Regions from separate parts of the Homo sapiens genome. Here region 1 is linked to region 2. A link is a contact called in ENCODE Hi-C or POLR2A ChIA-PET data. All regions are on one chromosome and are shown on one strand. The core of a region is the stretch at or near the end of the contact, and the rest is flanking DNA. Distances in the headings are between cores, read along the strand shown.

Evidence for each region. A loop is a pair of places that touch in the nucleus more often than their neighbours do. ChIA-PET counts read pairs that join two places held with the same protein, here RNA polymerase II (POLR2A). Pooled maps may share reads with other maps.
Region 1: a map of HepG2 shows a loop between it and region 2 (4-fold over the local background). The contact joins the promoter of LINC02069 here to the enhancer-like site in region 2. A Hi-C loop is called at or near these places in 2 of 168 maps with a recorded cell type or tissue (DLD1 and HepG2) and 3 of 50 pooled maps. POLR2A ChIA-PET finds 5 or more read pairs at or near these places in 6 of 52 experiments (AG04450, H1, MCF 10A and 3 more).

The regions. Positions count from the first base shown.
Region 1 is chr3:184,770,612-184,774,604 of GRCh38, reverse strand. It overlaps LINC02069 (long intergenic non-protein coding RNA 2069), which reads left to right and starts at 1,450. Exons shown (of 3, transcript NR_110043.1): 1 at 1,450-1,625. LOC105374253 (a long non-coding RNA gene) reads right to left here and starts at 1,345. Exons shown (of 4, transcript XR_924790.3): 1 at 971-1,345.
Region 2 is chr3:184,689,005-184,693,012 of GRCh38, reverse strand. No RefSeq gene overlaps it. Among named protein-coding and RNA genes, the nearest start is that of MAGEF1, 21 kb to the left of the region's middle. RefSeq lists enhancers at 2,056-2,556, 2,557-3,057. Within about 2 kb of position 1,477, at least 11 of the 41 ENCODE cell types and tissues checked have a DNase peak (open chromatin) inside an H3K27ac peak, as active enhancers do.

The DNA of each region.
Region 1 (3,993 bases), core at 201-2,700, 82 kb before region 2:
GTGATCAGAAAGCCGGGGACGTACAGTGTCCTTTTGGCTCCCAAATCATTCAGATCCTGTTTTTCTATTTTGCTTCCTCCTTTTTTTTTTTTTTTTTTTTTTTTGAGATGGACTCTCGCTCTGTCGCCCAGGCTGGAGTGCAGTGGCGCCATCTTGCCTCACAGCAACCTCCGCCTCCTGGGTTCAAGCCATTCTCCTGCCTCAGCCTCCCGAGTAGCTGGGCCTACAGGCGCCCGCCACCATGCCCAGCTAATTTTTGTATTTTTAGTAGAGACAGTGTTTCACCGTATTGGCCAGGGTGGTCTCGAACTCCTGACCTCGAGTGATCTGCCCATCTCCGCCTCCCCAAGTGCTGGGATTACAGGCCTGAGCCACTGCGCCTGGCCTTCATTTCCTCTTAGCTGAGGTCCTTCCGGTCTGCAGATCTTCCTCCTGGCGGCCTCCACTCTTTTCCCTTTCCTGTTCCGTGTCTACCTTTCGTGGGGGAGAGAGTGGAGCACCGCACGGAAGAGGTGCCATGAGGACAGGGGCCGCGTCTGCTTCCCCAGCTCCTGGATCCCCGCCTGGCACACAGTGGGCCTTCAAGATGGATTCGTTGCCTGAAGGAAGTCAAGAAGCCAGGCTAGCGTTCCATTTTTCCTCTCCCTTCAAGGCCTGTGCAGGGAGGGCCTGGCTGCTGCCATGAAGGGGAAGAGAGCCCGGGACAGTGACTCGCCAAAGGGCCCCGGCCAAGGCCCAGCGCAGCAGGAAGGCCGGCCGCATCCTGTCGGAGCCGCACCTCTGGCTTTCGGCCGTGACACTGGGACCCAGGGAAGCCCTGGGATCTCCCCAGGGACCCTCCGACATGAGCCCTGTTCCATATGCCTGAAGAGCGGGGCCAGGAGGGAAGGAAGTGCCCAGACACAGGGAGACAGAGCATTAAAATTCCAGCGGCAGTTCCACGGGCAGGAGCTCGCGGTTCCTAACTGACCGTAAACCCTTTCTCCTGACAGCTCTTGGAATCCATCACTCCAGCCTCTCCCCGAGCAGCTGACACATCGCAGCAACGCTTCTCCAGAAGTCAGGGTCTGCTGACTCCGGCAGGGACGGGAAGGCAAGCGAGCGCGAGCAGCTGAAATGGCCCCTGTCTCCCCTGACTTCGGGGCCGAGGGCAGGCGGGCCGGGGAGGCCCATGGAAAGGGCTGTCAAGTGTAGCGCGATTCCCAGCCACAGCCCGAGAAGGTGGTTTGCTAACTGTCTGCCTCTGGGTGGAATTCTATTAACCTAGTGGGGGAAACTCGTTTTCTCCCCACTGAAAGCTCTGAGTGGTGTGTCACATATGTCTTTTATTAATAAAAAAAAAAAAAAAGAGAGAGAGAAAATAGAGTCATTATGACTGCATAATTACAGTTCATTTGGTAGGCCAGATCTTTCAAACCCGGGTGCTGGGGGTGCGGTGGAGGGGGGGGTGATAATAAAAGGGACCTTGATATGAACCGCTTGGGAACCACCTGTGTAGGAGGCAGTTCGGGAGCAACTCTCAAAAGGTGCAGTGGCTTGCAAGATTCAGAGCTGGCGTGGGCAGGGACACCCCTCTCAGAGCTAACACAGTGCACCGCAGCCCTGGCGCCAGCTCGGGGAATCAGGTGACCTTAAGCAAGGCCCTACCCTCCCAGAGTTTCTTTCTTTCTTTCCTTCCTTCCTTTCTTTCTTCCTTTCTCTCTCTTTCTTTCTTTCTTTTTCTTTTCTTTTCCTTCCTTCCTTCCTTTCTCTCTCTCTCCCCCTCCCTCCTTCCTTCTTTTCTCTTCTCTTCTCTTCTTTCTTTCTTTCCCTTCCTTCCTTCCTTTCTTTTCTTTCTTTCTTCTTAAAGTTAAGGTGTATAGACTTAACTGCCCTATAGTTATGTTTCTTTTCTCTTTCTTTCTTTCTTTTTTTTTTTTTTTTGAGACAAAGTCTCACTCTGTCACCCAGGCTGGAGTGCAATGGCACCATCTCGGCTCACTGCAACCTCTGCCTCCTGGGTTCAAGCAATTCTCCTGCCTCAGCCTCCCAAGTAGCTGAGATTACAGGTGTGCACCACCACACCCAGCTAATTTTTGTATTTTTAGTAGAGACGGGGTTTCACCATGTTGGCCAGGCTGGTCTTGAACTTCTGACTTCAAGTGGTCTGCCCGCCTCAGCCCCACAAAGTGCTGGGATTACAGGCGTGAGCCACCGCGCCCGGCTAGGAAGGCTACTTTTTAAGATGCTAACCTATCTCAGCTCTAGGACTTGGAATAGAGCTTTAAAGGAGCGATCTTGTGCTCCTGGGAGTCAGCAGAGTGGTAGCAAATATCAGAGGGAAAGTCCCCTCTTTGTTTCCACACAGAAGTGGCGTTCTGGAGGCCAAGTTCAGGCCACATTGTCAGCCACCCCTCCCAGCTACAGTTTCTCCTTCCAGTATTCTTTTGAGTCAAAACTTTGGAACATTTCTGTGTTTCTTTTCATGAAGAAGATATTTTACTTATAATACCTGTAAGAAAATAGAGCCAAGATTAAACATAGAGAACCTCCCTCTTCAAACATGAGGGAGAATCCCTAGAAAATGGGCTAGGACTCATGGATGGGACCTTCATGACTTATTCTGCGGATGACAGATCCTATTACTGGTCCGTCTGCCAGCACCACCAGGGGCAGCCACGCCAGCCGGAGAGTCACACAAGATGGGGTCTGTTTCCTGGCTCAGCAAGGGAGAAATGTACATCCCTCACCTCTGGGCCTCTAATGAATTCTGATTCAAGCTGAACAGGCCTAGGAATCGATAGTTTTAATCATTTCAAAAACTGGACCCACTCTGGGTAAAATTACAATGCGTAAGAAGCTCAATGGAGCTTAAAGGCCACAACCTCATCATCATTTCATTAGACTCACATTTCAGCAAGATAGAAAGAAACGTTCTCACACACCGCCCCCTCCCACAGCTCCCCTGTCCTCCCCAGCCCTGTGTAGTCATGCTGGAGGACAGCGATGGTTTACAGCAGCCGTCAGCCACCACAGCCACCGGCCCCCTCCCAGCGTGCGCTCCGCCCCGGAGGAAGCTCAGCGCAGTCGCTGGAGACCTCCGTGCAAATCAGTGCCTATGCCTCCCAAGACAAGTTTGCAGTCCTGGGAAGTTTAGGAAAAACAACCCTGCTGTCAGTGTGGCTTCTCACAGCTGGAGGGGTCAAGTTATCAACACAGTATAAACCCAGGCCAGCAGAACCTTGTCCCACCCGGGGCCCCAGACGCCCTCTGGGAAGCAAAGAGTTTGAAAATGTCTTAAGCTTTTCCAGTTTGTTTATTTTCCGATGTTTAATGATATTGTCCATGCAAGGAACAGAACCCCAGCTCCTGCTAACAATTAAAGAGGTTTTCTAATTTAGGAGAGAATGTGATTTTTTCAAAAAGGGAGAAAACTTGCACAGGAAGTAAAGCAAATACTCCACATTGAGAACATGCATGCAGAAAAGCCTAGCGTCAAGAAGACCCTGACTGCCTGGTGAACATATGGAATGAAAACTGTTCAGGGCGGCTGACCCAACGAGGAGGCAACATCGGAGGAGGCTGGCAAACGTCTGCTGGACCTTACTGCACCGCTGCCACCACCAGACTGTTTCATGACTGTGGCTTGTATCTGTGACCCCAGACCTCACCATCCATAGGTCCAGATGGGCTCCCATCGGTGAAATGACCAGAATTCACTGTGCTTGTTTCTGTCTGCTGTAGGCTTACTCTGACTTGGAGGACCTCTTGGGAGTGCCCCGCGTGTGTTCGTGAACAGGACTGTCAGCGAGAGTCCCTCTCCCCACGCGGCTCTGCGCTGATGTCGTGCTGCCACAGTCACTCCAGGGTCACCTCGTTTGCTGGCCTGCCCTGTGGGAACGCTGCCACCCATACCCAGGGCGTTGCCTTTTGAAGACCCCAAAACTGCAGTGCCTGAGGCTCCAGAACAGGGCTGTTGGCCTCATGCCCTCAGCACACAGGAGCCTCCCTGTG
Region 2 (4,008 bases), core at 228-2,727:
CAGTTGGACTGTGTCAGTCCCCTGCTGAAAACCCCAGCAGTCTTCGTTCCTTCCTAGAGACCCAAGGCTCTGCCTGGGGTGACTCCTGCCTGGAGCCGCCTCATTCCACTCCACTCCTTCACTGGGTCTCCAGCTCCATTTGCAAAGCAGTTCTGAGTGATTTACCAGAGCCTAGGAAATAATCCAATCCTTCTCACACCCCTGCAGCCCCTGCCACCAATACACAGACACACACACACACACACACACACACACACACACACCCCAAGCCTTCCCAAGGCTCTACTCATTCAGACACCTCAGATGACTCCAGATCAGACTCTGGACCAACATGTCAATATCGCCAAGGCCTCTGGATTAAAATGTAAATTCCTGAGCTCTCCCAAGATCTGCTGAAACAATCTCTGCGGTGAGGCCCAGAAGCCAGCACTTTTAGCAAGCTGGGGAGCAGTGCTCACACTCCAAAGTCCAAGAGCACCACCCCGAATCTAATAATTCCACACACATCCCAATGCATATATAATAATAACAGCTAAAACATTTATTGAGCACTTACTATGTGCCAGGAAGTATTTTCACGTATTAACTTGTTTACCCTCACAGTGGAGTTGGGGGGCATGCTGTTATCCCTGCTTCACAGCAACTTGCCCACGTTCACACAGCCAGTTGGTGGGAAAGTCAGGAATGGAACCCAAGTCCCGTGGCTTTTGAACCTCCATACAGCCACCACACTTTTTCTAGTACACATAAGGGTACACCCATGCGGACTCCAACACCTACCACACACAGGACCCCACCCCTCAGATCTGCTCACCAAAGGGAGCCCGAAGTCCAGGGTGTTGTAAAAGGCTCCTGGTTTCTCTTTCACCCCAAGTCTGGCCTACTCGTGTCTGAGCTGAGAGCCAGCAGCCACAGCCAATGGGGCCAGGGAGTTGGTGAGCTGCGGCTCCAGGACTTTGGCAGCAGCCACAGGCCCCCAGGCCCAGCACTGCCTGCCTCAGTGAGTGTGCCCACCACAGGCCCTGACTGCCAGGGGCCCTGCACCCTGCCCGCCGGCCCCCCCTGCCCAGCGTGTCCTGGCTTCCCGAGACCTGAGCCCCCTGACAGGGCCCTCCCGGAATGCTGCAGTCAGAGAGCAGATGTGCTTGCAGCGCTCTCCAAAAACGAGTCTTCTTAGGAATCCTGCCATGGGGGAAAGGCAGGGGTTGGGGGAGGGATTGGAAAAACAACCCAAATACCATAACACAGAAAAGCAATCCAAATAAAAAGCAGCAACTGTGTGTCTGGAAGGAATAAACTGAGGAGGAGAGGCGCGGAGTTGTGCAGCGTGGCCGTGAGGCTGCCAGCCCTGGCAGCCCGCAGATGGGGGCTGGGCAGCAGCTGCCAACAGGCCACGGGGCTGCTCTGGCCAGGGGCTGGGGCACTGGTGGAGCAGAGTCTGGGCTGACTCGGGGGCATAAGGCGTGACTCGCAACCCGAAGCTTCCTCCTTCCCGGGGCTCCGGGTGCTGCCTTCGGCAGTCCCCAGTGGGCCACAGAGAGGAAGTGTGGTCTCAAAGGGGGCTTTTGGAGCCCCAGCCACCCCATGACCTATCTGGAGGGTTCTTCTCACCCTTCTCCACCTAAAGGGTCTGCTTGAGACCATGGAAAGAGCCAGAATGATGCCCCTTCACACTGGCATTCTGAGCATAGGGCAGGCGGCAGGGGTCTCACAATAAGGCAGGGGAGCCCTGACTGTAGAGGAGAGAGTGGGAACAATTTATTCTGGGGCCACAGAATGCAGAATCACAATGCTGGGGTTCCCACCCAGCCCTCTCCTGACGAGCAGGGTGACCTTAGGCAAGTCACTTACTCTTTCTGAGCCCAAATCTCCTCGATGTCAAATGGGTACAATGAAGTTTTCTCTGCTCACCTCAGGGTAGAACAAGACTGATAATGATCGTGAGAAGCATTTGGAAGCAGGAGCTGCTGTCAGCTCCCGCTGTCCTTAGAAGCTGGGTATGAGGTGCAGAGCCGGGCGTGTATCGCACCGCGATGCCTGTGTTTCTCTGAAAGAGGTGTCACTCCCATTTCACAGATGAGAACCGTAAGGCTCAGGGACGTTAAGGAACTCTGAGAGCTGGCAGATGACAGAGTTGACTCTGGAGCCCATGTCCTCTCTCCTGAGCCACATTGCTGGAGGGGAAAGTATTCTGATATTGCAGTCCAGTGGGCAGGAATGGGCAGTGTCACCACTGGTGAGCCCAGGGAAGAGGCAATGCCTAGAGCCCGGGCAGAGGAGACTGGCTGGGAAGGCTGGCAGCTGGTGGCAGGAGCCCTGTTTGGGCTCGGGCCTGGGTGAGAGGCTCAGTGGAGTGAGCTGTGCCCAGACCTGGAGGAGCCGAAGTCCCCAGTCCCCTATGAAGGCCTGGAGGCTGGCACACCAGCCGGGGTAGCCAGGAAAAGGGCAGCACCCAGGTGACAGAGGGTGTCAAGGCGCTGTGAGGAATTGTGATACAGGTCAGGGCTGAGGAACCAAGCAGGGAGCACATGATCTGCGAAGCGAGGCAGCGCAGCACCAGAGTGTTAAGAGAGGCGGGAGGAGCTGCACCGTCGATGGGGCCAACATGAAGAGAGGCCTAGGCAAGTCCCCGGGTTGGCCCAGGAATAAAATCCACAGCTGCTGCGGGGCCCTCCTCTCACATCACCTTCCTTCACTGCTCCGGGAGGAGGAGGGGGCTTCTCCAGGCCTGGGCTCGAGCACAGAAAGCAAGTCAGTGGTATGTCACAGGATGTGGAGCTGAGGAACGGGGTTTTAAGATGTACTTATGAGCTCTGTGACCTTAGAGTACACACTTACCCTCTCTGTGCTCAAGAGAGCCAAAACCTGGGCCAGGTGCAGTGGCTCACACCTGTAATCCCAGCACTTTGGGAGGCCAAGGCAGGTGGATCACCTGAGGTCAGTAGTTTGAGACCAGCCTGGCCAACATGGTGAAACCCCGTCTCTACTAAAAATACAAAAAATTAGCCAGGCATTGTGGCGTGCACCTCTGATCCCAGCTACTCGGGAGGCTGAGGCGGGAGAATCGCTTGAACTTGGGAGGCAGAGGTTGCAGTGAGCCGAGATTGCGCCATCGCACTTCAGCCTGGGTGACAGAGTGAGACTCCGTCTCAAAATAAATAAACAAAGATAAATTTTTTTAAAAAGCCAAAACCTAGACAGGAGCAAAGCCGAAGGTGCTTTCCCTCCAAGCCCCTGCCTGTTACCTCCTCCACGAAGCCTGTTTCTCTGGCAAAGTGAGTGAGCGGCTCCCTTTCCAGCGCCCTGTAGTGCCCCGCATGTCTCCCACAGGCCTTCCAGGCAGTTGTGACCGCTTCATTCTGGCAGCAGGTAGCAGAAGCGCATGTCTGTTGCCCCATCAGGGCTGTGGGCATCTTAAAGGAACCCCAGCTGGTGCCTGACAGAGGGGCTGGTAAATGCTTGAGAAATGGAGGGACTAAATGAACAGAATTTTATTGGGGAGCTTCCTAAAGGTAGTGGTTGGATCTTTAAGGAGTTGATGTTTTTGGATCATACTTTTTCTTTAAAGAAATCAAAGCTCTTTCTCGTTCCCAATGCTTGGTCTTAGCCGTACCCGTTTCTAAATGTTAGAATTCTCTTAACAATGTTTATTTATTCATTCCACAAATGTTTCTTAAGCATATACTATGCGCCAGGCTAGAAAGCAAAATCTTAGAAGACATGGCCTCTGTCCTCAAAGATGTAACTATGAAGTGGCCAGAAATGGGTGCAGACAAGCACGTGGATAATTTTAAGCTATGACCCTCTGGAGGATTCTATAGGAACCCATGAAGGAGGCTCCACCAAATCCATCCAGGAGGGACCAAGGAAAGACAAGGCTGCCACGTGTGGCTGCACAGGTCGTGCACTGCACAAGCCAGGATACCTCTTGGAGTTGTGTGATGCGGCGGTCTAGTCCTTCCAGGCCAGGAGCAACTGAAGCGCTGTTGCTGCCCCCACCCCAATGCC